Linked DNA regions of Homo sapiens: region 1 is linked to region 2. Evidence: chromatin loops called from intact Hi-C (ENCODE). Cell type or tissue: GM12878. All regions are shown on one strand. Each heading gives the region's core, and the rest is flanking DNA. Links, peaks and the distances in the headings are about the cores only.

What was found. Hi-C counts contacts between places; a loop is a spot of excess contacts. Peaks named below come from ENCODE experiments on the same cell type or tissue, not always from the same donor. Only the 100,000 strongest peaks of a DNase experiment are listed, where the experiment ranks them.
Region 1: it touches region 2 in a loop (2.1-fold over the local background); 2 of 110 quality-filtered maps call a loop at or near these places.

Annotation. Positions count from the first base shown.
Region 1 is chrX:2,512,038-2,528,072 of GRCh38, reverse strand. No RefSeq gene overlaps it. Among named protein-coding and RNA genes, the nearest start is that of ZBED1, 19 kb to the right of the region's middle. In GM12878, for the core only: no CTCF peak of the experiment used is centred there; DNase peaks (open chromatin) are centred at 5,900 and 6,492; H3K27ac peaks cover 2,412 bases.
Region 2 is chrX:2,693,949-2,709,983 of GRCh38, reverse strand. The region is part of intron 1 of CD99 (CD99 molecule (Xg blood group)); the gene reads right to left. Among named protein-coding and RNA genes, the nearest start is that of CD99, 11 kb to the right of the region's middle. In GM12878, for the core only: no CTCF peak of the experiment used is centred there; DNase peaks (open chromatin) are centred at 11,903 and 13,093; H3K4me3 peaks cover 1,211 bases; H3K27ac peaks cover 1,465 bases.

The sequences.
Region 1 (16,035 bases), core at 4,521-9,520, 180 kb after region 2:
GCAGTGAGCCAAGATCGCACCACCGCACTTTAGCCTGGGCAACAGAAGGAGATTCTGTCTCAAAAAAATAAGTAAATAAATAAAATAAAAAATAAATTACCCTGTCTCAGGTATGTCTTTATCAGCAGCATGAAAATGGACTAATACGTGGAGGGAGGTAAAGGATGCTAAAATGTAATATGTATTAATTATGATAATATATATATAAAACATCCGGGGCCCCGTGTTAATCATGTTTAAGTGTACCATGCAGTGACATTAATTACATTCACATATTAGCACTATTTCCAAGTATTTTTTCATGTAGTGATCCAAGGGGAAAAAAACGTGCTTGCTTTCTAAAAACATATTTGGGCAAATGCTTTTAGAGAGGATGCCAACGAATCTTTCCCAAAACGATGAAATCTCGCCGGAGTCGGGGCTAACGTTGAGTGCATTCGAAACAAACAGGGCTGAGTTTGATTCACTACAGTCCCTGGGTGTTTTTCAGGTCCTGCGTCCGCCTGGCAGTCAGACATCTCTGCTAAATGAATAAACGCTCTCCCTCCCCGCCTTCCTCAGTCCCTTCTGTTTTTCCTTTGTCACATACTAATTAGAGTTTTTTGTTCCCCTATTAAAATGTTTCAATGGTACAAAAGCATGGCACATCCCTTTCTCCTATACCTGCTATCACTTTTCTTGAATGCTTGTGCCAACTTTCTTCCTTTTGTTTCTCTGACCCACTTTGTACACTTCTCCAACCTTCTCAACCCAGGGGAGAGTGGCAGGGGGAATGGGGAGGCAAGGAGGCTGAGGATGACTCACAGATACTACATCCATAGGGTTCTCTTGCCTTCTGGCTGCCATTTTTGGTTCTGACCCTGGGGAATTGCCACTGAGGTTGGAGACAGGAGGAGAGTAAAGTTGGAGGGATTTAGCCCTGGGTTCCATCTGACATTGGCTTTCTCCTCTAATCCAGTGTCCTAGCACCTGTCAGGTGGCGTTGTTCATTGAGTTCTCCCTCGCTGGGTTCTAGCCTCTCTCTCTTTCCTTTGCCATCATTCTCGAGTTGGGGGTGAGCGCTCCTGTTTCCCAGCCTGCAGGTTCTGCACCATCTCTGAATGCTTTCCCTAACATTCTGGCTAGACTTCAGTAAAGAGTCCCTGCACTAAATCCTCTTTCACTGTTCAGCTTGCCTGCACCACCTTCTTCCTGCTACACCCATCTGTGTGTGCACAGCCCCTGCCCTCTTGCCCTAGAAATATGTGTCTATGCACTGCACAGACCCTTTGGCTATCACTGCAAATTACCAGGAAACCAACTGTGTTCACACTCTGCTGATAAAGACATACCTGAGGAGACCCGATAATTGATCATGAAAAGAGGTTTAATGGACTCGCAGTTCCACGTGACGGGGAGGCCTCACAGTCATGGTGGAAGGCGAAAGGCACATCTTACATGGTGGAGGCAAGAGAAAATGAGAGCCAAGTGAAGGGGGTTTCCCCTTATAAAACCATCAGTTCTCTTGAGACTCATTCACTACCACAAGAGCAGTATCGGGGAAACCGCCCTCATGATTCAGTTATCTCCCACCTGGTCCCTCCCACACCACGTGGGAAATACGGGAGCTACAATTCAGATGAGATTTGGGTGGGGACAGTCAAACCATATCACCAACATTCTTCCGTGCCCTTAAATTCCAGAGGATTCCTCCAATATGTGTCTATTTTTCCCAAGTCAAGTCTAAACACACTACCTCTAAGGCAAACCTTCACCTAACTAGGCTTAACTCAACAGCTTAACTTTGTTGACATATGTATTTATGGATTTCTAGAAAAAAATTTTTAAAGGAATTTTGTTGTCGTTGTGGTAAAATAACACTATGGAAGGTAACCCAGGCATGGATATGTGATGAAATATAAGAAAAAAATAACTCTATCACCCAGGCTGGGTGCAGTGGCTCATGCCTATAACCCCAGTGCTTTGGGAGGCCAAGGTGGGAAGATTGCTTGAGCCCAGGAGTTCAAGACCAGCCTGGGCAACATAGTGAGAACCCCCAGCTCTACAAAAAATAAAAAAATTTAGCTGAGTATGGTGAGTGCTTGTCTATAGTTCCAGCCACTCAGGAGGCCGAGATGGAAAGACAAACTGACCCCAGGGGTTTGAGGCTGCAGTAAGGTGTGAGTGTGCCACTGCACTCCAGCCTGGGTGATAGAGCAAGACCCTGTCGAGAAGGAAGGAAGGGAGGGAGGGAGGGAAGAAAGAAGGAAAGAGAGGGTGAGAGAGAGAGAGGAAGGGAGGAAGAGAGTGAGGAAAAAGGAAAGGGGAGGAGAGGAGAGGAAATGGGAGGGAAGCGAAGACTAACCTACAATGTCTGGGGGAATAACAGACACACTGTGTGTAAGATGCCAATAAAAGTGCTAAATACCACATTTTTCATGGGAAAATAATTATTAGAGTAATTCCACCAATTTTAAAGTGAAGCGTTGACATGTATCGCACATCACAAAAATCACATTTAGTATTTATTGAACACTTACTGCATACAATCATTATGGTTGATATTTCACAGAATATCACTTACGTAATTTCAAAAACCTCACGTTTACAATGTTATCTCCGTGTCAGGGAGGATGACACAGGACCCAAGAGGATCAAAAATATGCAGATTCCCCAGAAACTCATGCTGGAAAGATTGCATTTTTATTATGATGATTGTATTCATTTCTTTTAAATAATGATATTTGAATGCAGTGATATTTTAAACACTGGGTGATCTGTGATGCTTCTCCTATAAACTTGTTTCACAGAAAACCAGCTTACCCAGGTATAGGCTCAGTTTTTAGAGTATTGCAGTCAGCACAGTTTCTGAAGACAGAATCAATCTGGGACACTTCTGCATTGAATAAAAGATGAACTGACATGTCGCCTCTGCTATCAGAGTCTCCTTGGGCGAAATAGTGAATCAGGGCATGTTGAACGAACATAGGTCTTTTGGGGCTCTGTAATGCTGCCTGCTGCTATAATATTTACAGATTCTCATGCATAGAGTTAGAAGAGATTGAGGAGATCGTTGGAGGGTTTTTGTTTGTTTGTTTTTTGTTTTTGTTTTTGTTTTGACACAGAGTCTTGCTTTGTCTCTAGGCTGGAGTACAACGGCACGATCTCAGCTGACTACAATCTCCACCTCCGGATTCAAGCGATTCTCCTGCCTCAGCCTCCCGAGTAGCTGGGACTACAGGTACACACCACCACACATGGCTAATTTTTGTATTTTTAGTAGAGATGGGGTTTCACCTTGTTGGCCAGGCTGGTCTCAAACTCCTGACCTCAGGTGATCCACCTGCCTCAGCCTCCCAAAGTGCTGGGATTACAGGGCATGAACCACTGTGCCCGGCCCTTTGAGGGGTTTTTAATCTGTAGTTTATTGAGAGGAACTTGAATCTTAATCTTGATTCTTTAACAGAGTGCAATTTGACATTTAATGTCGATTTAAGTTACATTTTTTGTTTCAGAATGATTTCAGATTTGCAGAAAAGTTTCAAACATACCACAAGGAGCTCTTTTATACCCCCGTCATAAACATCTTCAATTAGTACGGTGCATTTGTGGCAATTAACCAACCACTCTTGATACATTACTATTAACCAGCCCATACCCTATTCAGATTTCTTTAGTTTTTTTCTAATGTTTAGGATCCCATCCAGGGTCTGTCAGTCAAGAAAATTAGAAGACAATTGTCAATCATTTTAGGAAGTTTATTTGCCAAAGTTAAGGATGCGCACCTGTGACACAGCCTCATGGGGTCCTGATGACATGTGCCCTAGGTGGTCGGGGCACAGCTTGGTTTTATACATTTTAGGCACACATGAGCCATCAATCAATATATGTAAGAAGTCCATTGGTTCCTTCCAGAAAGGCGGGGACAACTGGAAGCAGAGAGGGAGCTTCCAGGTCACAGGTAGGTGGGAAACATATGGTTGCTTCTTTTGAGTTTCTGATTAGCCTCTCCAAAGGAGGCAATTAGAATATGCGTCTATCTCAGTAAGCAGAGGGGTGACCTTGAATAAAATGAGAGGCCGATTTGCCCTGGGCACTTCCCAGCTTGTCGGGGCCCGGGTTAGTTTCCTTTCACAGGCCCCACAGTTCCACAGGGTGTTTAGTTATTACTTCTACCTGGGTTCCCTCTTGGCTGGGACAGTTTTCCAGACGTTTCTTGATTCAGATGAATGACCTGGACAGCTTTGAAAAGCACTGGGCAAGCCTTTTGACGGAAGTCCTTTTATTGGGATTTTTCTCATGTTTTCTTTCTTTTTCTTTGAGATGGAGTCTCACTCTGTCGCCTAGGTTGGAGTGCAGTGGCGCAGTCTCGGCTGACTGCAACCTCTGCCTCCCGCGTTCACGCCATTCTCCTGCCTCAGCCTCCTGAGTAGCTGGGACTACAGGTGCCCGCCACCATGCCCACAGCTGATTTTTTTAATTTTAATTTTTTAATTATTACAGGAGTGAGCCACCGCCCCTGGCCTTTTCTGATGTTTTCTTCATGATTAGATGGGGTTTGGGGGCCGGGCGTGGGGGCTGACCCTTATAATCCCAGCACTTTGGGAGGCCGAGGCGGGCAGATCACGAAGTCAGGAGATCGAGACCAGTCTGACAAACATGGTGAAACCCCATCTGTACTAAAAATACAAAAATTAGCCAGGTATGGTGGTGCCCACCTGTAATCCCAGCTACTCGGGAGGCTGAGGCAGGACAATCGCTTGAACACAGGAGGCAGAGGTTGCAGTGAGCCGAGATCATGCCACTGCACTCCAGCCTGGGCGACAGAGTGAGACTCCATCTCAAAAAAAAAAAAAAAAAAAAAAAAAGATGCGGGTTGTGGGTTTTTTGGGGGAACGACCACAAGTTGGACAGGCCCTTCTCGTCATATCCTAACAAGGGTACACACTCTCACAACCACAAGACTTCTCACAGTGCATGTTGACCTCAGTTATCTGGTCGAGATGGTGTTTGTCAGCTTTCTTCACTAAAAAATTATCCTTCCCCCGGCCTCTTTCCCATGCTGTACATTTTAGGAGAAAATCATTATGTCCTACACACACTTAAGAAACGCGTCAGTAGATTTTTGAAAACGAAACACTTCTAAGTGATTTAATTTCCTTATTGAAACAGTGGATAATAGGTTTCTGGTGTTATTACGGTGGAGAAAATATCCAATATTGAGTATGAGAAGGCTTAACAATGAGCAAACTTCTGTGTAATAATAATAATCGCATTTTGTGGGGTTTTTTGTTTTCTTTTGTTTTGTTTTAGCTTTTGTTTTTGAGATGCAGTCTTGCTTTGTTGCCCAGGCTGGAGGGCAGTGGTATGATTTCAGCTCACTGCAACCTCCGTGTCCTGGGTTCAAGCGATTCTCCTGCCTCAGCCTACCAAGTAGCTGGGACTACAAGTGCACGCCACCATGCCCGGCTAATTTTGGTATTTTTAGTAGAGACAGGGTCTCACCATATTGGCTAGGCTGCTCTTGAACCTTGGCCTCAAGTGATCCCCCCACCTTGGCCTCCCAGAGTGTTGGGATTACAGGTGTGAGCCACTGCGCCCGGCACATTTTGTTTTTAATAGTAAAATAATCACAAGTGTAATTCGACCAATTTTTAAAGTGAAGCATTGAAATGTATCGCACATCACAAAAATCACATTTAGTATTTATTGAGCACTTACTGCATACAATCATTATGACCGATATTTTATATAATATTACTTATGTAATTTTAAAAACCTCACATTTAGAATGTGAGATTTCTCTCAAATCATCTCACTTCAAAGGCCTCGCCATACCAGGAGCTAAGTCATAAGACATGACGTAATGTTTTCATGACAGATGAAAGTGCTGAGACTCGAATTCTGAGGCCAAAGCCTTCTCTTGCTTGACCACTTGAAACTTGAATCCTTTTTTTTCTCCTTTTTTTTTTTTTTTTTTGAAATAGAATCTCACCCTGTCACCCAGGCTAGAGTGCAGTGGCACGATCTTGGCTTCCTGCAACCTCCACCTCTTGGGTTCAAGTGATTCTTCTGCCTCAGCCTCTGAAGTAGCTGAGATTACAGGCATGCACCAGCATGCCCGGCTAATTTTTGTATTTTTAGTAGAGACAGAGTTTCACTATGTTGGCCAGGCTGGCCTCGAACTCCTGACCTCAGGTCATCTGCCCACCTCAGCCTCCCAAAATACTGAGATTACAGGCATAAGCCACTGTGCCTGGCAAATCTGAATCCTTAAAGTTGCTCTTAATTCTCGACTCTCACTTCCAGTCGTTGAAGAATAGTGTGTATTGGACAGAACGTCCCGGAGATCACAAGGATAAACTCTGGATGAAGCCTTTTAAAAAACGATGTGAAGACCCTTGGCCCCAAACAGGCAGAAATGTGGGCAGAGGAACTCTCTGACAAATGGGGAACTGCCCTGTGAAGATTAGCATTTGCACGTCCTTTCTGCAGGGGGCTTCCCAAAGTCGCTTAATTCTGGGGAAGTGAGAACTTCTGCAGGTTTACTAGCCTGAAGAGTCACGAGAGAGCTGGCAGCTGCCAGAGACCCTGCAACACGAGGAGGAAATGTTTAAAAGGGGAATATGCAACGGTTTAAGGGAACTCCAAGTCTGGATTTGAACGCTGCCCAAATATTTGGTCATCTGGATTATGCATGTGTGGGGAGACCTCAGAGAACCAAGAGGAATCCATCAGTGTGATGTTGAAAGAACTGAGCAGATATTTAAACTCCTGCCCACTTCAGCAAACACAAAGATTAAAGTGTATATCCAGCGAAGCTAACTGTCTGATAGACTCTTCTATAGAGGAATAGACTCTTTCTATAAAGGAAAATACCTGACTGCACCACAACGTATCATCCTCAATGTCCATGATAAAATTGTTTTTTTAAAAAACAGACACGTAGGAACAGGAAAAGTAAATACCCAATGTTAATATTCATGTTCAGAGCTCTTAGCACGGTTTTGACACATTCAGGCAGAATACGTCCACCGTGATTCCTCTTACTCTCTTAGAAAAAACAATCAGAGGCCACATAATTACGAAGACTTTTCTGGTACACACAGTAAAACCAGAGGTCAAGAGTCTCTGGAAAAGAGGGCAAAGCAAGCATTTAAGCTTGGTGATAATAATGATGATGGTGATGGTGATAATGAAGATGGTGATGATGATGGTGACGATGAGGATGATGGTGATGATGATGGTGACAGTGGTGATGGTGATGGTGAGGATGATGATGGTGATGATGGCGACAGCGATGATGATGGCGAGGATGATGATGGTGATGATTATGGCGAGAGTGATGATGGTGAGGATGGTGATGATGATGGTGAGGATGATGATGATGTGTATGAGGATGATGGCAGTGATGATGTTGGTGAGGATGATGACGGTGATGATGATGGTGAGGATGATGATGGTGAGGATGATGATGGTGAGGATGATGGTGAGGATGATGATGATGTGTATGAGGATGATGGCGGTGATGATGACGGTGATGATGATGGTGATGATGATGGTGAGGATGATGATGGTGAGGATGGTGATGGTGATGATGGTGAGGATGATGATGGTGAGGATGATGATGGTGATGATGATGGTGAGGATGATGATGGTGATGGTGAGGATGATGATGGTGAGGATGATGATGGTGAGGATGATGATGGTGATGATGATGGTGAGGATGATGATGGTGATGATGATGGTGAGGATGATGATGGTGATGATGATGGTGATGATGATGATGGTGAGGATGATGATGGTGATGATGATGGTGAGGATGATGATGGTGAGGATGATGATGGTGAGGATGATGGTGAGGATGATGATGGTGAGGATGATGATGGTGAGGATGATGATGGTGATGATGATGGTGAGGATGATGATGGTGAGGATGATGATGGTGAGGATGATGATGGTGAGGATGATGGTGAGGATGATGATGGTGATGATGATGGTGAGGATGATGATGGTGATGATGATGGTGATGATGATGGTGAGGATGATGATGGTGAGGATGATGATGGTGACAGTGAGGATGATGGTGAGGATGGTGATGATGATGGTGAGGATGATGATGGTGACAGTGAGGATGATGGCGATGATGGTGATGATGATGGTGAGGATGATGATCATGGTGATGATGGTGAGGATGATAATGGTGATGGTGATGATGGTGATGATGATGGTGAGGATGATGATGATGGTGAGGATGGTGAGGATGATAATGGTGATGGTGATGATGGTGATGATGATGGTGAGGATGATGACGATGGTGATGGTGATGATGGTGATGATGATGGTGAGGATGATGATGATGGTGAGGATGATGATGATGAGGGTGATGATGATGGTGACAGTGAGGATGATGATGATGATGGTGATGACAGTGACGATGATGAAGAATGTTGTTGGTAATTACAGACTTCCTGAGCTACCAACTTGGACATCTGTACAACGATACAAATTTTGAGGAAAACTGTCAGACATTTTCTCATCAGGAAAAAATTTTCTTTCTGTATTAGTTTGTTCTCACATTGCTATAAAGAACTACCTGAGACTGGGTATTTCATAAAGAAAGGAGGTTTAATTGAGTCACAGATTCACAGGCTGTACAGTAAGCATGGCTGTGGAGGCCTCACAGTTCTGCCGGCTGTACATGCTTCTGCTCCTGGGGAGGCCTCAGCAAACTTACAGTCGTGGTGAAGGGAAAGGTGAAGCGCACACATCTTCACATGGTGGAGCAGGAGAGAGAGAGTGAAGGAGAAGGTGCCACACACTTTTAAACAACCAGATCTCCTGAGAACTCTATCACGAGGCCGGGTGCGGTGGCTCACGCCTCTAATCCCAGCACTTTGGGAGGCTGAGGCAGGGGGATCACTTGAGGTCAGGAGTTCAAGATCAGCCTGACCAACATGGTGAAACCCCATCTCTACTAAAAATAGAAAAATTAGCCAGGCTTGGTGGCAGGCGCCTGTAATCCCAGCTACTCTGGACACTGAGGCAGGAGAATCGCTTGAACCCAGGAGTCAGAGGTTTCAGTGAGTGGAGATTGTGCCATTGTACTCCAGCCTGGGCTACAAGAGCAAAACTACATCTCAAACAAACAAAATTCTATCACAAGACAGCACTGGGGGATGATGGTAAGCCATTAGAAACAACCCCTGTTATTCACCCACCTCTCACCAGGCCCCACCTCCAACACCACAGATGACAATTCAACGTGAGCTTTGGGCAGAGACACAAATCCAAACCATGTCACATTCCATATCATAGAAATAAAGAAGAGATGGAACATACATAGGATTTTTTTTTTTTTTTTGAGAAAGAGTGTCGCTCTGTCGTCACCCAAGCTGGAGTGCAGTGGCGCGATTTCTGCTCACTGCAACCTCTGCCTCTCGGGTTCAAGTGATTCTCCTGCCTCAGCCTCCTGAGTGGCTGGGACTACAGGCACCCGCCACCATGCCCAGGTAATTTTTTGTATTTTTAGTAGAGACGGGGTTTCATCATGTTAGCCTGGATGGTCTCGATCTCCTGACCTCGTGACCCACCAACCTTGGCCTCCCAAAGTGCTGGGATTACAGGCATGAGCCACCATGCCCGGCCTCACAGATAGGATATTTAAACTGGAGACCAAAATGCACCCTGAAAAATGAACGTGCGGTCATCGTTCAGACAAAAATGTTGAAAGTGAAAGCACTGAGAATGACTTTAAGACTTAGAATGTGAGAATAATGTACTCTCCCTCAGTCCTTAGAATTCCGACAGGAGCAGATCATGTCTGAGAACTTAGCCTTTTCTGGATTTCATACATGGAACATATGGGAATGTAAAGCAAAGAAAAACTGTTTTTCCATTATGATGCTTTTACAGAACATGTAGTTGAATAGACTCTATGGTGGACAAGCATGCAATGGAGAATGAAGACAGAAACCTCAGGCTGGACACAGTAGCTCATGCCTGTAATCCTAGCATTTTGGGAGGCCAAGACGGGAGGATTGCTTGAGGCCAGGTGTTTAAGACCAGCCTGGTTAACATAGCAAGACCCCATCTCGAAAGAAAGAAAGAAAAAAAAAGAAAGGAAAAGAAAAAAGAAGGAAGGGAGGGAGGGAGGGACGGAGGGAGGGAGGGAAGGGAGGGAGGGAGGGGAAGAAGAAAAAAGAATAAGAAGAAGGAGAGAAAGAACAAAGAGAAGAAAGAAAGAAAGAGAAAGAAAGAGAAAGAAAGAAAGAGAAAGAAAGGAAGGAAGAGAAAAAAAGAAAAGAAAGAGAAAGAGAGAAAGAGAAAGGAAGGAAGGAAGAAATCTGACCTTAGAAAGATACATTGGAGCTGAAACAAAAATGTAGTCATCATTAGCTGTTTAAAGTACATTTTCTTTTTTTTTTTTTTTTTTTGGGACGAAGTTTTGCTCTTGTTGCCCAGGCTGGAGTATAGTGGCGCAATCTCAGCTCACTGTAACCTCCTCCTCCTGGGTTCAAGTGATTCTCCTGCCTCAGCCTCCCGAGTAGCTGGGATGGCAGGTGCCTGCCACCATGTCTGGCTAATTTTTTGTATTTTTAGTAGAGATGGGGTTTCATCATGTTGGCCAGGCTGGTGTTGAACTCCTGACCTCAGGTGATCCACCCGCCTCGGCCTCCCAAAGTGCAGGAATTACAGGCGTGAGCCACCATGCCCAGCCTAAAGTATACTTTCAATGAAAGCACACAGACAGGTTTATGTGGGGTTTGGTGACTGCCAGCCCCTGAATCTTACGAAGCTTCCCACTCTGAAGAAAGAACAACACAGCCTGCCTTCTCTGCACCTGTTCTTATTGTCTTTCTGCTCGTTACAATGAAAGAGAATTTTAAACTGGATAACAGATTTAGAAACAGATTTCAAAGACACCATCTCTTTAATCTCCCCCCCAACACCAGACACTTCAGATATAAACATTCTATGAGTGCCCACATAGTCACTGAAACGATCACAGCTGCTTCCAAAACTAAGGATCTCAAAAGGTCAAAAACAACAAAAAAACCCTACAATGTTCATTGTCTGAAATTTGCTAAAGTAAAACTGTGCAGAACTTTGAATAAATACAGCTTCAGAAAACTGACCATCCCTTGTCTAAAGCCCAGAGTAGGAAAGACCAATCAAGCTTGAGGCTGAAAAGAAGCATTTCTTTTTTGTTTTGTTTTTGTTTTTGAGACAGGTTCTCGCTCTGTGGCTTAGGCTGGAGTGCAGTGATGCAGTCACGGCTCACTGCCATCTCCGCCTCCTGGGCTCAAATGATTCTCCCACCTCAGCTTTCAAGTAGCTGGCATCACAGATGCATGCCACCATGCCTGGCTAATTTTTTGTATTTTTGAGAGACAGAGTTTCGCCATGTTACTCAAGCTGGTCTTGAACTCCTGAGCTCAAGTGATCTTCCCACCTCGGCTTCCCAAAGTGCTGGGAATACAGGCATGAGCCACTGCACCTGGCCAGAAAGGGAAAAATTTATAATCATTTTTATCCTTCACAAGCAAAGATGGGCCATAACTAGCATGTTTTTTTGGGTTTTTTTTTTTGTTTTTTTTTTTTTGTTTTTTGAGACGGAATCTCACTCTGTCACCCAGACTGGAGTACAGTGACACGATCTTGGCTCACTGCAACCTCTGCCTCCCGGGTTCAAGAGATTCTCCTGCCTCAGCCTCCCAAGCAGCTGGGATTACAGGCGCCCACCACCATGCCTGGCTAATTTTTGTATTTTTTTTTTAGTAGAGACGGTTTTTTAGCATATTAGCCAGGCTGGTCTTGAACTCCTGACCTTGTGATCCACCCGCCTTGGCCTCCCCAAGTGCTGGGATTACACTAGCATGCTTTTTTATGCACAGGTCATGAAGTCATGTTACAATCAATGGCTTTGCATGTGCAGCTGTTATTATATCATGGTGGCATCATGGTAAAATGAGGTTTGTTTGATGGAATGAAGGACAGGGGAAAATGTCAAAGAGAACATTGCTTGTCGTCACTCATATGTGAGAGCTTAAAAAATTGAACTCACGGAGATAGAGAGTAGAATGATGGTGACTGGGGACTGGGAAGGTTAGTGGGAGGGGATGATTAAGAGAGGATGGTTCATGGGTACAAAAATACAGTTGGATAAAAGAAATACAGTCTAGTGTTTGGCCAAACCATAGGGTGACTGTATTCACAATAATTTATTGTGTATTTCAAAATAACTGAAAGAGTGGAATTGGAATGTGATTTCCACAAAGAAATTATAAATGCTTAAGGTGATGGGTACCCTAATTATCCTGATTTCATCATGACACATTCTATGCTGATATCAAAATATCACATGTGGGGTGGGTGGGGGGCAAGGGGAGAGAGAGCATTAGGACAAATACCTAATGCATACGGGGCTTAAAATCTAGATGATGGGTTGATGGGTGCAGCCAACCACAATGGCACATGTATACCTATGTAATAAACCTGCACGTTCTGCACCTGTATCCCAGAACGTAAAGTAAAAAAATATATATATGTATATGTATGTATATATATATATATCTCACATGTACCCCATAAATTTGTACAACTATTATGTATGTGTGAAAGGAAAATAAATCTCGGGATCCCAGAATCACTTAGCCAAAGGGAAAAGTCGATCTGGGAGCTGTTTTGGGCAAACCCGTCTCCCATTCTATTCTAAAATAAGATAGTTACAAAGATTTGTTTAAAAGCTACATGCTTCCCTCATAATATCCCCACAGGGAAATTCCTTGTAGACAAAGGACAGAAATAACTCATAGTTAAGGCGGGTGTGGTGGCTCACACCTGTAAATCCTAGCACTTTGGGAGGCTGAGGCAGGTGGATCAATCACCTGAGGTCAGAAGTTCGAGACCAGCCTGGCCAACATGGGGAAACCCCATCTCTACTGAACATACAAAAATTAGCCAAGCATGGTGGCAGGTGCCTGTAATCCCAGCTGCTCGAGGAGCTGAGGCAGGAGAATCGCTTGAACCCAGGGTACAGAGGTTGCAGTGAGCTGAGATCGCGCCACTGCACTCCAGCCTGGGCAACAAGAGCAAGATTCTGTCTTAAAATAAATAAAATAAATAAATAGAACTCAAAGTTATCCCTCTGCTCACGTGAGACAAATGCATACCTGATTGCTTCCTCTACCCTCTTGTTTCACTAAGCCAGACTAAGGCATAAGTGAGTATTCCTGTACATCGTGCTTTCAGTACAAGGCTAATCAGAAACTCGAAAGAAAGCAACCATTTGTCTCTTATCAGCCTATGAAATGCAGGCTCTCTCCCTGCCTCGAGTTGTGCCACCTTTCCGGACAGAACCAATGTACATCTTCCATAGACTGATTGATGTCTCATGCCTCCCTAAGATGCATAAAACCAAGCAAGCTGTGCCCCAAACACTTTGGGGACATGTTGTCAGGAGTTCCTGAGGCTGCATCTTCAAATTTGGCAAAATAAACTTTCTAAATTGATGGAGACTTGTCTCAGGTACTTTTTGGTTTTCATACGTAGAATAACTAAAAATTTTAAAAAAAGAAAAACAGAGAAGGCTGTCGGCAGCACTCCCGTCTGTCTGGGAGATCCTGACTTATTGTTTTGGAAATGATACCAGCATCAGCAGCCCCCACGCGCGATAGAGATGTGCTCAGGGACTCTGGGGGGAGCTCACAGCTGTTGCAGCTTCTATGTGCTCTACCTGACTATTTTCAGACTTCCTGTGAGTTCCTGTGGGCAAATGAGCCATCCTGGCTCCAAACAACTTCTTCTGCTTCTTTTGTGTGTGTGTGTGTCTGAGACAGGGTTTTGCTTTGTTGTCCAGGCTGCAATAGTACCATCACAGCTCAAGCCATCCTCCCACCTCAGCATCCCAAGTAGCTGGGACCACAGGTGCAGGCCACCACAGCCAGCTCATTTTTTTTTTTTTTTTTTTTTAATTTTCAGTAGACATGAGGCTTCGCTCTGTTGCTCAAGCCGGTCTTGAACTCCTGGCCTCAAGTGATCCTCTTGCCTCGGCCTCCCAAAGTGCTGGGATTATGGGTGTGAGCCACCGTGCCCAGCTGAGGCTCTGCTTCTGAAAAAACCACCTCTGGAACTCAGAGTTAGAAACAGCAAGAATCATGCACCTTCAGCATCAGAAGGAATGCCCCAAATTGGCGATGTTCTCCCTCCCTTGTTACAGAGTCCTTAAGAAACTGAGCTGGGGCCGGGTGTGGTGGTTCATGCCTGTAATTCCAGCACTTTGGGAGGCCGAGATGGGCAGATTACTTGAGGTCAGGAGTTTGAGACCAGCTTGGCCAACATGGTGAAACCCTGTCTCTACTAAAAATACAAAAATTAGCTGGGCGTGGTGGTGTGTGCCTGTAATCCTAGCTACTCAGGATGCTGAGGCAGGAGTATTGCTTGAACCCGGGAGGCAGATGAGCCAAGATTGTACTACTGCACTCTAGTGAGCCAAGATTGTACTACTGCCCTCCAGCCTGGGCAACAGAGTGAGACTCCGTGTCAAAACAAACAAACAAACAAACAAGAAACTGAACTGGTATGCAACTTCTCTAAAGTCAAATTTCAGGACAGGGGCTGGAAAGTTTCATCAGACCCACCTGTGGCAGGCCAGGTCTCACTAACAGCTGAACAGGCAGGCCTCCGTGGCAACCGTTTCAGCACTCACTGACCAGTGGAGTTACATATTAAAAGCTGAAACAACCAGTGCCCTTATACAAAGGCTGGAATGTAACAAAAGCCCACCAAGAGTTTTGCCCGGGGCTTTCCTGGGCCTTAAAGCATGAAAAGATAACGAAGGAATTCTTAACAGGACCTGTTTCAGATTAAACAAGTTTTACTGGGGTTCTGAAGGAACTCTGCAGGCCTCCACAAACAAGTTTTATTGGGGGTCTAAAGGAACTCCCCAAACCTCCATGATTTAGCAGGAGACAAGATAAGGGTAATCACCCCAGCACCTGGAACCATCTAGATTAAGTCAATTTACTGAGGCTCCAGAGGAAGGTCTTCAGGACTCAGACCTTAGTTACAGATTAGAAGAAGTGAATCACTTATGTCTTTTTTTTTTTTTTTTGAGACCTCTCGCTCTTGTCCCCCAGGCTAGAGTGCCATGGCGCAATCTCAGCTCACCGCAACCTCCGCCTCCCGGGTTCAAGTGATTCTCCTGCCTCGGCCCCCACCCCCACCCCCAAGTAGCTGGGACTACAGGTGCATGCCACCACTCCCAGCTAATTTCTGTCTTTTTAGTAGAGATGGGATTTCACTATGTTGGCCAGGTTGGTCTAGAACTCCTGACCTCAGGTGATCCGCCCATCTTGGCATACCAAAGTGCTGGGATGACAGGCGTGAGCCACCGCGCCCGGCCTCACTTATGTCTTTAGATGGATACACACTTATATGTAGACATATATTTTAGAAGATACATAAGGTCTGGAAAATTTTGTAATTTGGAGTTGGTCTGGCGATATTTTCCCAGCCTTCTCCCTGTACCCAGTTACAGAAATAAACTCTGTTCTTTCCCAATTCATCTGCGTCTCATTATGGGGCCATGACAATAAGCGGTCTGACACTCGGTTCGGTCTGGGAACACACCTGCCAGACTGGGCAGGGGGTTGTCTCTGCATATCGTTCTCATAGGTGGAAACCTGTGATTTGTATTCCTGGAAACTCCAATCTCTAAAACTCCTTGTAAACAAAACCAAAGTGAAAATAAACCTCTGCCCTGAAATAGCAGTTCCTTGATGCTTTCATGTCCTTGTGGATGAAAATCATAGTTCTGTGCCCATCAAAGCTTTGTGGGCTCGAGAGATGCAATTGTGATACTGATTAAAAATAATAATAAACATACTAATGACCATAGCATCAATCCCAACAATGAGCTGTCAGGCTTGCCCCCAAGGCATGAGGAAATGATCACCCTGAAGGTGATACAGGCAGGAGACAGGGAAATACTGGGTAGAAGAGGGTGGTTCCCCAGCAAAGGCCCCACCCTCACGCCTGGAAACCCACAGCCTG
Region 2 (16,035 bases), core at 10,938-15,937:
ACACATTTTTTTTTTCAAAGACCCTCCTGGCTTGCTGGGTTTTTGCATCTGTCCCTGGGCCTCAGGGGGGCCATTTGCCCACCCAGGTGTCCCCAAGCTTCCCCCAACCACCTTCGGGTTTAGGTCCATGCTTCTTGCTGGGCACCTCTGCATTCAACAGCTCTTCATGTGCTCTTTGCAACCAAGCCACATTTTGGATTTTTTCCAATGCAGGGCCTGGGTATACGTGTGCATGTCTATGTACATGCATGTGCGTGTCTATGTACATGCATGTGTGTGTCTATGTTCATGCATGTGCGCGTGTGGATGTGCTCATGTGTACATGTGTATTTCATATACGCGTGCTCATGCATTCATGTGGTTTCTGTGTGTGCACGTGTGTGCTCCTGCACGTATGTGTGGGTGTATGGTGTGGGCACACATGTGCATGCATATATGTATTGCACTGCATGTGTGTGCACACGTGTTTTCATGTGCATTGTGAGTGTGCTGAATGCACACCTGTTTGCATGTGTATATGTGCACAAGTGCACTGCATGAATATATATGTGCATTTGTTCATGTGTCTGCGTGTTTGCCTGTGTGCTTGTGTGCATATGTGTGAGGGTGCTATCTGAGCACACACCTGTGTGCATGCATATATGGGTGTGCATGTGCACTGCAGGAGTATGTGCATGTGCTTGTGTGTTTTCATGTGTGCTCACGTGCACATGTGACTTGCTGTGTGGGTGCACACGTGTGCATGCATGCATATATGCATGGCATGAGTGTGCATGCATGTATGTGCCTGTGTATGTGTGCATGCACATGTGTGTCTGTCTGGTGTGTGTCCATGGCCTGCCACCTCCCCAGCCTAGCTTGCCCCTCCCATCCTCCTCCATCACCCTCAGAGTCCACCAGCCTTTTCCTCCACATGACTTCCCTGGTCATAGCCACTGAGCTGGGACCAGGTGTCACTTAGAAGCTTCCTCCTTTTCTTGCTCCACCTGCCCTCAGAGGCCACAGTGACGATGCTCTGGCTCACTTCATGTTCCTTCCACTGACCCCAATGCCCCCATGGACCCCACACAAACCCAGTTACAGGGGAGGGCACAGGCCCTCCCGCCACCAGTGTCACCCCCAGGCAAGCCTGGATTGCCAACTTCCCCTCTGCTTCAGGACTACGGCTGACGTCACCACTGAGTGTCCAAACCCACTGCTCCCCGGACCCCAAGCTCAGCCGACGGAGGTCCAAGACAACAAGTCTGAGAGTGGGTGGCAAAGGACACAGTATGCCCCTCACGCCCTTCTCCCCTTCTCCCACCCTCTGCCCTTAGCCCTAGTCCTTGGAGAACTCGCCTCAGCCCCGCACTTGGAGCTTGTCTTCCATTCTTATCTCTGTGCTGTTTCTACAGTTTTTAATTGAAACAATTTCAATGTCACTCCAGGATGCCTGAAGGACAAGGACACCAGAGGAGAGACAACCCCAAGCATTCTATCATCGACCTTGGGCCCTCGACCTCAGCTTCCATCGCTCAAGGCTCTGTCAGTCTGTCCCCTGCCTCCAAGGTCTCCTTTCTCCCAGATACAGAGTCCCACCCTCACCATTTTCTCCTCGGGTGACTAACACTTAAGACAGCTCCCCAAACACCACCCCACAGAGAGTAGGGAGGAAAGGGAGGTGACCCGCTCTCGATTTCATATAGACGTGGGCACCCTGAATCACCCATAATCAGACGTTCACTCCCTGGTGGAATCTGGTACTGCAGACACCTCTGAGGCTAATCTTCCAGGTGTGTGAGGGACACAGTTCCCTATGTATGTGAAGGGATGCAGTTCCCCAGGTGTGTGTGAGGGAGGCAGTCCCCCAGGTGTGTGTGAGGAAGGCAGTCCCCCAGGTGTATATAAATGGATGCAAATGCACGTGCTATTGGCTTGAAGCCTCATGGGGAAGCAAACCCAATCAATGATCATCAGTCAGTAAAGGAATCTCTGTAAATGAAGCTATCGTCTCCTAACTCAGTCCACTGCTCTCTTTATTGCCTAGGATTCATCTCCCAATTCATCACATTCCCTGAGCTTTCAGGTGGTAGGCAGGAAATTGCGGGCTCACAGCAGACACCCCCACTTGCCTTTTTGCTCCTGAAAACGACCTCCGGGGCTACAAATGTGAAGAAAACACCAACAAAACCCACCCAGCAAGAGCTGCAACCATGCCCTCAGAGAAGGAGCCTGGTGGAGAACTCAGGTGCCTGTGTTGCACGTTTACGGCATTCAGCCTCTCTGCAAATTTGCAAAGAGACCAGACCCTCAGCAGAACCCCCAACTGCCACTGCTGTTTCCACCCGGCCCTCTCAAAGCTCCAGATGTTTCCGGGACAGGGTAATGGCTCATCAGGGCAAGGCGGAACGGACGACAGATGGCATGAGTCAGTCTGACAAGACACTTTCTACTGATTCAAACCATGTTTACTTTTTCTCATCAGCCAGGCAACTCAAAAAACAGGACGAACCCAGAGTGAAGTCCCCGAGGCCACATGGGGTGTGTGAGTTCCTCTGCAACGTGACTAAGGCTTGCACTAATGCAGGAATGCACTCAACCGGGGCAAACGCAGGAGGAGAGCCAGTACCTGGGTTCTCTTTTTGCTGTTTTTTTCTTTTCTTTTCTTTTCTTTTGAGGCAGAGTTTTGCTCTGTTGCCCAGGCTAGAGTACAGTAGCATGATCTCAACTCACTGCAACCTCCACCTCCTGGGTTCAAGTGATTCTCCTTCCTCAGCTTCCCCAGTAGCTGGGACTATGGGCATGTGCCACCACATCCAGCTAATTCTTGTGTTTTTAGTAGAGATGGAGTTTCGCCATGTTGGCCAGGCTGGTCTCAAACTCCGGGCATCAAGTGATCTGCCTGCCTTGGCCTCCCAAAGTGCAGGGATTACAGATGTGAGCCGCCGCGCCCGAACACTTGGGTTATCTTAAACCCCATCATCACATCATTCAGGTGTTTCACATAAAATTAAAAATGAGCCAGGCGTGGTGGTGCACGCCCGTAGTCCCAGTTACTTGGGAGGCTGAGGCAGGAGAATCGCTTGAACCCGGGAGGTGGAGGTTGCAGTGAGCCGAGATCGCACCACTGCACTCCAGCCTGGGCGACAGAGTGAGACTCTGTCTCGAAATAAATTAATTAATTAATTAAAAAAAATTAGGCAGTTCCAAGATTCCTGTAACTTTCAGATTTTCATAAGAATAACACAATCATTACATAGTAACAGCAGCAGCCAGGGACATCATTTAAGCAGTGCTCTGTGTGTGCCTGCAGCTTTCTCAATAATGCCGTTCATCTCCATTAAGGGTGGGAGGATGAAGACCCGCCACTGGCCTGGGTGTCCCTGCTGAAAAATGTCCAATTCACTCAGCCCCAGCATCACCCCAGGGTGTTCACACCTGCTGCTGGCCACTCCAGTACTCATCTGCTCCTGCTGGTTTTCCACACCCTTTTCCAAAGCCCACTAAACACGAAACTTTCAGGACATTGTAGAAAAGGAGGAGGAGGTGGTGCAGAGGGCACGTGTGTGCTCTTTACTTGCTGCTGAGTCCTCTGATGCCAAGCAAAGGCAAAGCGTTTTTTGTTTTTTGTTTTTTCCTTTTTTTGAGACAGAGTGTCTCTGTGTCACCCAGGCTGGAGTGCGGTGGCCCGATTTTGGCTCACTGCAAGCTATGCCTCCCGGGTTCACACCATTCTGCTGCCTCAGCCTCCCGAGTAGCTGGGACTACAGGTGCCCACCACCACGCCCGGCTGATTTTTTTGTATTTTTAGTAGAGACTGGGTTTCACCGTGGTAGCCAGGATGGTCTCGATCTCCTGAACTCGTGATCCGCCCGCCTCGGCCTCCCAAAGTGCTGGGATGACAGGCGTGAGCCACCGCGCCCGGCTCTTTTTTTTTTTTTCTTTTTAACGTTTTGGAGGTCGAGTGGAACCAGTCACATGGTCTGACCCTAAAAACTTTCATTCCAGGTTTGGGGGGCCTCGGGAAGGGTCCCCAGCCTAGAGATAATTGTAGCTCAGAATGCTGCAAGAGAAAATGCCTCCACATTGGAGCAAGCACCGGAAGTCCTCCTGTGTGGGAATAGCAGGAGGCAGCTGATACATTTCATTTTACTATTTTATTCAAATGGTCAAAACACCCTTACTTTTCTGTTGCTATAAAACCGAATCGCTCTGGAAGTATTGTCCTCTTTTTCAAGATGTGTCATTTAACACCGGGCAGACGATCGGTCACAGGGCACAAAGCGTCCATGAGACAGGACAAATAACTTCAGGAAAGCTCAGAGACACCATGGCGACTGCAATTAGTAACAATGGCTTGAATATTTGAAAACGACTAAAGGAGCCCATTCTGAATAAGTGTTCTCACCACACACAAAAAAGTGCTGCAAAGTCTGTGAGGTCATGCATATTTAAATCCATCTCACCATGGATACATACATCAAGACACCATGTGCAACCGCATAAACACATACAATGTGTATTTGTCAATTAAAAGAAATAAACACATCATTTAAAAAAATCTGGCGCTGAGATCTTACCAAACATATTGTAAAATTACAGAAAAGAGCTTAATAGTGTCATAAATAGTTTCAGGAATACACCAGAGTGTCATAGTCTCAGAAATACTCCAGTGCTGGGTCCAGCTTCCCGTCAGTAACAGGATGTGTGCCAGTGACTGCATATCTGAGTACAGAAAACACAATGTGCCAGATCACAGACAAGTGCAAGGAACTCCGAGTTCACCAAACATCCTACACTTTAGATTTAACCGCTGAGTCCAGCGCAATCTGTTCACCCCATGGAAAGCTATGAACGCAGTGGGTGATAGTGGCCGCCGGGCCCTGGAAACACTCTCTGCTAGCAAACTATGGAAAGGGAAGGGCTTCATGTCTGTAGCAATAGTTAAACTCGTCTCTCTGTCTTCTTAGCTTGAAAATTATACATAGGTGGCCGGGTACAGTGGCTCACGCCTATAATCCCAACACTTTGGGAGGCCAAGGTGGGAGGATTGCTTGAGCCCAGGAGTTCAACAGCAGCCTGGGCAACATGATGAAACCCCGTCTCTACAAAAAATGCAAAAATTAGACAGGTGTTGTGACGCACTCCCATGGTCCCAGCTACTTGGGAGGCTGAGGCGGGAGGATGGCCTGCGCTTGTGGAGGTTGAGATTGCAGGGAGCTGACACTGCACCACGGCACTCCAGCCTGGGCAACAGAGAGAGACCCTGCCTCCAAAAAATAGGCAGGGCATGGTGGCTCACTCCTGTAATCCCAACACTTTGGGAGGTTGAGGCAGGCAGATCACTGAGGTCAGGGGTTCGAGACCAGCCTGGCCAACAAGGCAAAACCCCATCTCTGCTAAATTAGCTGGGCATGGTGGCGTGTACCTGTAGTTCCAGCTACTTGGGAGGCTGAGGCACAAGAATCTCTTGAACTTGGCAGATGGAGGTTGCAGTGAGCCGAGACTGTGCCACTGCACACTAGCCTGGGTGATAGAATGAGACTTTGTCTCAAAAAAAAAGAAAGAAAAGAAAAAAGAAAAAGATTATATGCAGGTGGTTAAACTGCATATACTTCCTTGTCTGCGGTGGCCTAAGGTACAAGGTAACATCTCGGCTTCATCCTAACTAGGACGACGGCACAAGGGTATAGACGTGAAAGAACAAGCTCTTTCCTGTAATTTTACAATATGTTTGGTAAGAAGTGGGAAACTTTCTTTTGTTCGTGTGCCATAACTCTGGGAACGTCCCCTGAGCTACGCCAAGTTTTACAAGAGGCCAAAGAATGGTGTGAATGTTTGGGCTGGGCTGAGCACGCCTCACACCGGCAGTTCTCAGAATCGCCCTGCGAGGGACCTGGGGAGACGTGGAATCCTGGGTCTCACCCCCAGACATTTTCGTTCTGTGGTCTGGGGTGAGGCTCATGAGCCTGCATTTTTAACAAACTCCAGGGTGATGCTGAAGGACCCCGCCTTCAGGAGTTCTGAGGCTCAGACAACAGCAAGGCAGGGCTGCTCGGGGTTCCCTGCTCTCCGTCCCTGTCACCCCTTCCACAGGCAGATGCCAGCCCAGATCCCATCCCTACAGGAAACTGAGTGATCACCCCCCAAGGCTAACGTGGAAACACCGGAAACTGACTTAGGGGCCTCAGCACTTTTTCCAACTTCATCCCAGCCACTCCCCGACTGCTGATCTCCTTTCAAAGTGGTCTCTGCCCTGCAGTTTTGGACTAGCTTGAAATAACCCCTCCGCCGGTCCCAACTATTAGCAGTTCACAGAGCCCTGTGTGTCTCTGTAAAATGATGTGAGGCCAACACACACACACACACACACACACACACACACACACACACACACACTTAACAGCTCGGTTTGTTAATTACAGCTTTGTTATTCAAAGCAGTTACGTTTTATAAAGTCTCAGCGAACACTGAATTAGCGAATAGTGAACTATTGCTCCCACGTAAATACAGGACTACGTTCCCAGAGGTCATGAACCAATCACTACCTAAGCGCGTTTTATGTGGGTTTCTGTTTAAAGACACCGCAGTGAATAGACATTGTGGAGTCACTCACATTGATCTCGAAGCCAACAGCACTATAACTCGTGCCTAAATGACGCTCATCAAATGTGTATTTTCCCCGTGAGACCATGCCAGCTTTCCTGTACTTAGGGACGCTAGGTAGCATGTCAGCACCGACTTGGGGATATTTGAAAGCGCAAAATCACTGACAAAAAGCACGAAAACACAAAACACGGGACACCAAATAGACCTTGCAAAGAACCCTGTTGACAGTACGCGCTGGCCCGAGAAGGCAGGGTCTGGCTTTGTTGAACCTCAGCTGAGAACATGTGCTATTGAGAAGCTCAATTCTGGCCAGGTGTGGTGGCTCACGCCTGTAATCCCAGCATTTTGGGAAGCCCAGGCGGGTGAATCACTTGAGGCCAGGAGTTTGAGAGCAGCCTGGCCAACACGGTGAAACCCCGTCTCTACTAAAAATACAAAAATTAGCCAGGCGTGGTGGCTGTAATCCCATGCCTGTAATCCCAGCTACTCGGGAGGCTGAGGCAGGAGAATCACTTGAACACAGGAGGCGGAGGTTACAGTGAGCCAAGATCACGCCACTGCACTCCAGCCTTGGCGAAAGAGGGAGACTCCATCCAAAAAAAATAAAAAAAAAAAGTTCAATTTTTTTGCCGTTCTGTGCATGAACAAAATAGCCGAGGGTAAGGAGAAGAACATAAAGGGTAACTATTGGGTCCTGGGTTTAATACCACAGTGATGAAATAATCTGTACAACAAAACCTCATGACACATGTTTACCTAAGTCACAAACTTTCACATGTATCCCCGAACCTAAAATGAAAGTTTAAAATAAAAAAATTAAATGCCAGGAATATTGATGTGGGGATGACAAATACATTTTAGTAAGCAGGCAAGTCACAAATACAGAATCACTGAATGATGAAGATTGCGTGTACCTAGGTTAAAACAAGTTAATAACAGTATTTCTCATGGTGTCCAAAATATATCATTGTCTTTCTCAGAAAATTTAAAATCTCTTCCCCTCTGCAGCATCTTGTGAATTTGGTTGTTACACCATGGGACTGATACAGGGGCATCCTGGGGGTGGGGTAGGGGTAGGGGGTCACAGAATTTGGGCCCCTCGTCTGCCTCATTGGATCCTCTACCTGGCCATGAAAGCCCATTCCTTCTTTCTGAACCTGGAAAATGTCTATTCACCCCTCAAGGCCCTGGGAGAATGTCACCTTCTCCAGGAAGCCCTCCGTGATCCTCTCCCTAGCCCACCTGAAGCGCTTTCTCACAAGTATTACCAGAGGTGATCTGTAAGCACATTACAGTTTAAGGAGCACAGCTCCGCACCCCAGTTCTCAACTCCAGCAGCAAATTACACACATCTGTGGGGTTTTCCTAAGTCCTGATGCCCAGGCTAATTAAATCAGAAACTTTCCAAGGTGAGATGCAGGCATCTATATTTTAAAGCCTACCCATGTGATGCAAACGTGTGGTCAACTCTGCAGGCAGGGACCTGTTACAGATTTTAACTTCCTCAATATCTCCTAAAATAGCTTGTGCCTTCTCTTCTATCTCCACTGACTTATCCACGCTCTGCCAAAAATAGCCCCAGCCCCTCCCACCTGTTCTGCATGCTGTTACCCAAAGACGGGCCTTAGGCAGGTTAAGCGTCCCCGCACAGCTGTCTGCGTCAAACCCTTCAGGGGAGCTTAAATCTGCACTCCTCAGCAGTGGCAACAGAGGTTGCCCACCATCTGGCCCCTGCAGCTCCTCTAGTCTGAGATGAACTGCAGCTGCCCCATCATCACTCTTACTGCTTGTCTACCAGGCTGAGAAGAGGCCCTTCCTCTTCCTTACACCTGGTTTCCTCTGCTCATTCTTGGAAGCTCAGTGTCCAGGGAGGGCCCCTCCTGGGAGAACTCTCTCTGACCCCCTGAACAAGTGTAGTCCCTGCTCTGTGCCTCCAGACATCCAGGCCTTCCATCCACAATGGTGCTTTTATGCCCAAATTGATGCCCTGGTTGTTACCTCCAAAGCAGAGAACAAAAAACAGGGACCACAGCAAATAGCACCAATAGTACATTTAACTTCAACCTATGCTGGCTGAAGGAATACATGAAAGAGCCATGGACTGGGAGGGTGGATGGACAGGCAGGTAAGTGGATGGATGGGTGGGTGGGTAAATGGGTGGGTGGATGGATGGATGGATGGATGCATGCGTGGGTGAGTGGATAAATTAGTGAGTGGGTGGATGGTTGGGTGGACAGCTGGGTGGATGGATGGGTAGTTGGATGGGATGAGTGGAAAGATGGGCAGTAAGGGGATGGATGGAGGTAAGGGTGGATAGGTGGATGGATGGTTGAGTGGATAGATGAGTTTAGGTGGGTGAGTAGGTAGGTGGATGGATGGATGAATGCATGGATAAGTGGATGGATGGGTAGTTAAGTGGATGAGTGGGTGGGTAGACGGATGGAGGTATGGATGGATGGTTGGGTGGATGGATGGTTGGGTGGGTGGATGGATGGGTGGGTGGGTGAGTAGGTGGATGGATGGATAGATGAATGGATGGATGGATGAACAGATAGGTGGATGGATGGACAGATGGATAGATGAATGGGTGAACGGATAAATGGATGGATGGTAGATGGGTAAATTGATGAAAGGATGGGTGAATGGATGGATAGATGAGTGGATGGTGGACAGATGGATGTATCAATTGATGAGTGGCTGGATGAACTAAAAGGATGGATGCATGGATGATGCATGGATGGAAAGATGAATGGAGAATGGATGGATGGATGGACAGGTGCATTAACGGATGGATAAAGGAATGGGACGACGGATGGATGGATGGATGGATGGATAAATGGATGGATGGATGCACGCATGGATGGATGGATGCATGGATGAATGGATGGATGGGTAAATGAATGGGAGGATGGGTTGATGGATGGATGGATGGACGAACGGATGGATGGGTAAATGAATGGGAGGATGGGTTGATGGATGGATGGATAAAAGGAGGATGCATGGCTGGATGGATGCATGGATGCATAAATGGATGGATAAATGGATGGAAGGACACATGGATACCTAGAACACGGAGACCCTGAGGAGCTGGAGAGGCCTCAGTGACTGGTCTAAGTTCACCACCAGGATTCAAGGGAGTTCTCTTCCATATCAAAATGCCCATCACTGATTCAGGACATTCTCCTCCCCTTCAAGTCACACTAGTGGTGAAGGCAGGCATCCCTCAAGGTCCACAAGGCCGTGCCTGGGGAGCTCTGTTCAGCCCACACACGCAGCCACCAACTCCCAAGCCCAGCAACCCCTGTGCCCACGTCTCACCACCAACAGAACTCATGTCCACATGCATTTTTCCCCATGCTGACCATGTGATCACCAGCAAGCTCCTGAACTCTCTGACCCCAGTGTCTTTATCTACAAAAGGCCCATGAGAAATATCTTAAGGGCTCGCTGAAGATGAAATAACAAACTGAATGCTCTTTGAAAAATGTAATCCATGGCATAGACATTCACATCCGAGAGGCGGTCATGGGAAATCTCATGTAGGAGGGAAGAAACAGAATATCTAGTAAAATAACAATGATTCTTGACAACTCAGCCACACATGAAGACCCTCCGAGGGGCTTTTTAAAAATTCCTAATAGCGGGATGCAGTGGCTCCCGCCTATAAACCCAAGACTTTGCCAGGCCAAGGCAGGTGGATGGCTTGAACTCAGGAGTTCAGGACTAAACTGGGCAACATAGGGAGACCCTGTCTCTACAAAAAATGAAAAATTTGGCTGGGCGTGCCAGCTCACGCCTGAGGGAGGCTGAGGCAGAAGAATCACTTGAACCTGGGTGGCAGAGGTTGCAGCGAGCCAAGATTGCATCGCTGCACTCCAGCCTGGTGACAGAGTGAGACTCTGTAATTTAAAAAAAAAAAAAAAAAAAAGGCTGGGCGCGGTGGCTCACACCTGTAATCCCAGCACTTTGGGAAGCCGAGGTGGGCAGATCACGACGTCAGGAGTTCGAGACCATCCTGGCCAACATAGTGAAATCCCGTCTCTACTAAAAATACAAAAATTAGCCAGGCGTGGTGGTGCGTGCCTGTAGTTCCAGCTACTCAGGAGGCTGAGGCAAGAGAGGCACTTGAACCAGGGAGGCGGAAGTTGCAGTGAGCCAAGATTGCACCAAGGCACTCCAGCCTGGGCAACACAGCAAGACTCTGTCTAAAAAAAAGAAGAAGAAGAAAGAAAAGAGAGAAGAGAAAACAAAAGAAAAGAAAAGAAGAGGAAAGAAAAGAAAAAAACAAAAAGAAAGAAAAGATTAGCTGGGTATGGTGAGGTGCACCTGTGGTCCCAGCTTCTTTCGAGGCTGAGGTAGGTGGGCTGCTTGAACCCAGGAGGTTGAGGCTGCAGTGAGCTATGACTGTACCACTGCACTCCAGCCTGGGTGACAGAGCAAAATCTTGTCTCAAAAAAAAAAAAAAATTAAAACACCTAACACGTCTATAAACCAGACTACCCAGGTAACCCTGGGCAAGAGTGACGTTTCCAAGCTTCCCGCAATGGGGCCAAAGCTGAGAACCTCGGATCTAGGTCAGCAAGAGCTACTGGAGGGTGGTCAAGCAGGTTTGTGTCTGAAACCATCACTCAGAAATCAGGAATGCAGGAGGGATGGGCATCACAGTTACTGGTGTGTTTTTAGCCTGGACTCTGTAGGATTAAAATATGTCCACCAGCCTGGGCGACAGAACAAAACTCTGTATCTACAAAAAAGGTAAAAATTAATTGAGTGTGGTGGCATGTGCCCATAGTCCCAACTACACAGAAGGCTAAGGTGGGCAGGTCACCTGAGCCTGGGGGTTCGAGGCTGCAGTGAGCTGAGATCACACCACTGCACTTCAGCCTGGGCGACAGAGTGAGATCCTGTCTCAAAAAAAATGATTGCAGGCTGAGCATGGTGGCTCACGCCTGTAACCCCAGCACTTTGGGAAGCTGAGGCGAGAGGTTTGCTTGAGCCCAGGAGTTCAAGACCAGCCTGGGCAATGTAGTCAGACTCCGATTCTACAAAAAGATTTTAAAAATTAGCTGAGGGTGGCACATGCCTGTGGTCCCAGCTCCTTGGAAGGCTGAGGTGAGAGATTCACCTGCACCCAGGAGGTCAAGACTGCAGTGAGCTACAATCGTGCCACTGCACTCCGGCCTGGGCAAGTCTAAAAAAAAAAAAAAAAAGAAACAAAGAAAAAAAAAGATTGCAAGCCACTGCCCGGTGATATGTTTATGATATGATGAGTGTCTAGGGGCTTGTGGTTTAAGAGTAGAAACCGCTTCCCATAGGTGGCTGTAGCTGTCCATCTTGTCTGTCTATCGGATGCTATGTTAGTCCCAAAGGACCACAGCCTCTTGAGTAAAGACCTCAACACAGGGGGCCTCTACCTTCATTGCCACCTCGGCACGGTCTCAAAAGACAGATGTTCATATCCATCTCCTGCTTGCCCAGATCCAAATCCCTCCCTGTCCTGCTATTCTATGAGTCTGCACTAAATGCCTAACACTTCTCTCCGAGTGTTCAATTGCTGAGAACATTTTGTGCTGAATTCATCGAAGACAGCCCTGTGTTAATTCATATTTAGAACCCAACCCATTTCCCCCAGAAGAAGACAGCTAGCAACAGCAGCAGAAGAGGCCGACTGGCAATATTTGGGTTCTGGCAGTAGTTATAAAATCTCTATGCCTCCAAGTCCATTGGCCCTAAAAGACAATGCAGTGTGTTTATTCTTGTCATCATTCCAGTCCATCGTGTTCCAGTCCATCGTGCAGAAACGAAAGCTCCTTCTGGTCAGCATCCCCTCGTGGATCAATGCTTGCCAGGGTGCATTTGGACAATAATTTTGCAGGGTCAGGCAAAGCAGAAACAAACAAGAGTCAGGCTACCTGGGCAAACTCAGGTGTCGCTGATGAGTAATGCCTGCAGAACCCTCTGGCCAGTCTGCTGCCTCCTCAAGAAGGGCTGTTAGCTCAACCAGATACACTATTATCAGCTTTTAAACAGCGCTTTGGAGCAACAGCTTTACTCCCCGAAAAGATGCAGAAAATCAGACTCTTTCAGGTGATTCTCAAAAACAGGGGACCCACCCCAGCCCACGACACCATTCAAAGTTGAGAAAGCAAAGTGAATTAAAGGGGTTTGCAACCGCTTTCAGACTCATCCAGCTGCCGTCCACAATGACAAACATATATTATATCTCAGCCCAGCCCACCGGGACAGAGGGAGCGGAACAAAAGCTTTGCCCATGCGGCTTCTTTAGCAAGGCTTTCCATGTACCCTGTGGGCATTTTCTCCTCTCCTCTGTTGAATTTTCTTCTTTGCAAGGTGGGTGGCTGCAAGCTACTTTCACAGCCCACTTGAGAAACACTGGTTTGAATCTGACTCTGGGGGAGAAGAAAGGAAGTTTCTGGTTTCCTGCTAAGCGGAAACTTTAATACTATGACTAGGAGACCGTACAAGGCATGGTGGCAACCCTGAGTCATACTAAAACAAAGCCGAAAAACACACCCATGCACCATCTCCTCAAAACTCACCAAGGAACCAAGCCAAGAAAGAATACTGAACAGGAAATTCAAGAAGAGGAAGTCCTTCTGGTCTCTAGAGATGTGAAAAGATACCGTCAGTTGGACAAATGGGAGTAGAAATGCTGGTGAGCTACCATGTTTCAGCCAAGAGACTGGGAATAAATCAAAAAAGAATACACTTTAGGAGGCCGAGGCGGGCGGATCACCTGAGGTCAGGAGTTCGAAACCAGCCTGGCCAAGATGGTGAAACTCCACCTCTACTAAAAAAATACAAAAATTAGCCAGGTGTGGTGGCGGGCACCTGTAATCCCAGGTACTCAGGAGGCTGAGACAGGAGAATTGCTTGAACCTGGGAGGCAGAGGTTGCAGTGAGCCGAGATCGCACCATCGCACTCCAGCCTGGGGAAAAAGAGCGAGACTTCATCTCAAAATAAAAAGAAAAGAAAAGAAAGAATATCAGCAAATCCTCAAGCCCTGGACAGCCTGCAGCCTGCAGCTACACCAGCAACGATGAGCCCACATTCACAAGCAATCCGAACCCCACCTCCCCAACTGGGAGAACAGAGGTGAAGCACGGAAGACAGCAGAAAATCCACATGGGCCTGGGACATGGAACACAGGACTCAGAATGAACAAGCTTCAATAACCAGCCTTTCTCTGCCATTTTGTTGCTGCCCCTGAAGACTCAAAGTCCTTTGTCTTTCTCTGCCAATTCTCTAAAAATGGACTGTTCTTTGTTGAGGGTACTAGAGCAGCTAGAATCCAAGCCACTTCCTTGAAAACTACCCATTTCTAGGTATCTCTCATGTATCAATGAAAAACGCATGTTAATAAAGTTTGGTTTGTTTTTCCCTGTCTTTGGTTAGAGGAGTCACTTCCAAATAAGAATGTAGGACAGTTGATTTTTACAATGATTTTTCAGGTGGCTCACACCTGTAATCCCAGCACTTTGGGAGGCCAAGGTGGGCAGATCACTTGAGGCCAGGAGTTTGAGGCCAGCCTGTCCAACAGGGTGAAACACCGTCTCTACTAAAAATACAAAAAATAGCCAGGTGTGGTGACATGTGCCTGTATTCCCAGCTATTCAGGTGTCTGAGGCAGGAGAATTGCCTGAGCCCGGGAGACACAGGTCGCAGTGAGCCAAGATCCTGCCATTGCACTCCAGCCTGGGTGACACAGTGAGACACTGTCTCAAAAAAAAAAAAAAGACTTTTTTTTCAGTCTGGGCAACATAGCAAGACCCTGTCTCTACAAAAAAATTTAAAAGTGGCCAGGCACAGTGGTGTGTGCTTGTAGTCCCAGCTACTACAGAGGCTGAGGTGGAAGGATTGCTTGAGCCCAGGAGGTGGAGGCTGTAGTGAGCCCTGATTGCACCCCTGCACTCCAGTCTGGGCAACAGAGACCCCACCTCAAAAAAATATTTTTCAGCCTGGTCAACATAGTGAAACCCCTTCTCTACTAAACATACAAAAATTAGCCAGATATGCAGTGCATGCCTGTAGTCCCAGCTAATTGGGAGGCTGAGGCAGGAGAACTGCTTGAACCTGAGATGGAGAGATTGCCATGAGCTGAGATCGTGCCACTTCACTCCAGCCTGGACAACAGAGGAAAATTCCATCTCAAAAAAAAAAGACTTTTCCTCCTTCGCACCCCGAGAGACACACAGGTCTTATTTCTTACTGTGTCTATAAATCACAAAGGACACGTAATTCTTTTCCCCTAAAGTAACAAGAGTGCTCAGAACATTTTCAGCAGGACTGAAAACCAGCACAAGGTCCACGTGGCTACTGAGAAGTCTATTTCCCCGGGGGAAGATATCTGAGTCCGAAAACATTCCAGACAGTATCCATGAAATCCCGCCATGATTCCTAAATGCTGAATTGGGAAAAGTATTGTATGAGCTGCATTTCTTTCTAAATGACAGCATGTACCCACCATAGGACCTTCAGGAAGAAAAATGATTTCCAGACAAACAATCATTTACTTGAGTATCTCCAAAGTGTAAAGACATGTATTTGTCTTTACATGAAAACTCTGTCTCATACACAGAGAAAGGAGAAAGAGCTAAAGCAGGAAGTTTTTTTTTTTCTTTGAGACTGAGTCTCTCTCTGTTACCCAGGCCATAATGCGGTGACACGATCTCAGCTCACTGCAACCTCTGCTTCCCGGGCTGAAGTGATTTTCCTGCCTCAGCCTCCTGAGTAGCTGGGATTATAGGCGCTCACCACCACGCCCGGCTAATTTTTGTATTTTTAGTAGAGTCGGGGTTTTGCCATGTTGGCCAGGCTGGTCTCGAACTCTTGGCCTCATGTGACCCACCGGCCCTCGGCCTCTCAAAGTGCTGGGATTTACAGGCCTGAGTCACCGTGCTCGGCCTAAAGTAGGGAGTTAAATGCAAAGCAATCAACTTTTACCAGAGCCAAACGCGCTGATGGAAAATCAAGGCAAACTCGCTGGATGATAAAACCCACTTCCTCTGCCCAGAAACATTCTCCTAATAACTTCCACACACACCCACAGGGGCAGGAGACAAGAGCTCTGGAGAGAGTTAAAAAAAAAAAAAAACAACGAAGCCCACACTTGCTCTACTGGGGCGAGGGAATCCTGAAGAGGCCTGGTATTGTTCAAGAGATGTCGGTTCCGTAGATGTTTGGAGTTTTTCAAACCGCACAGGCCGCTGTGCCGTTGCCCCGGGGGGTGGGGCAAATCAGCCTTTGCCAGAGAGCAGGGATGCATCGGATGTGTGCGACTCTACTGTCGGGACGGCAGGCTCCTAACTGCAGGGGCAGCCCTGAATCAGCGCATACATGCAACTCCCAAGCCCTCCTCAGGGTTTTCCACCCTCAACACCACTGGCATTTGGGACCAGATGAATTCTTTGTGCTGGAGGCCGTCC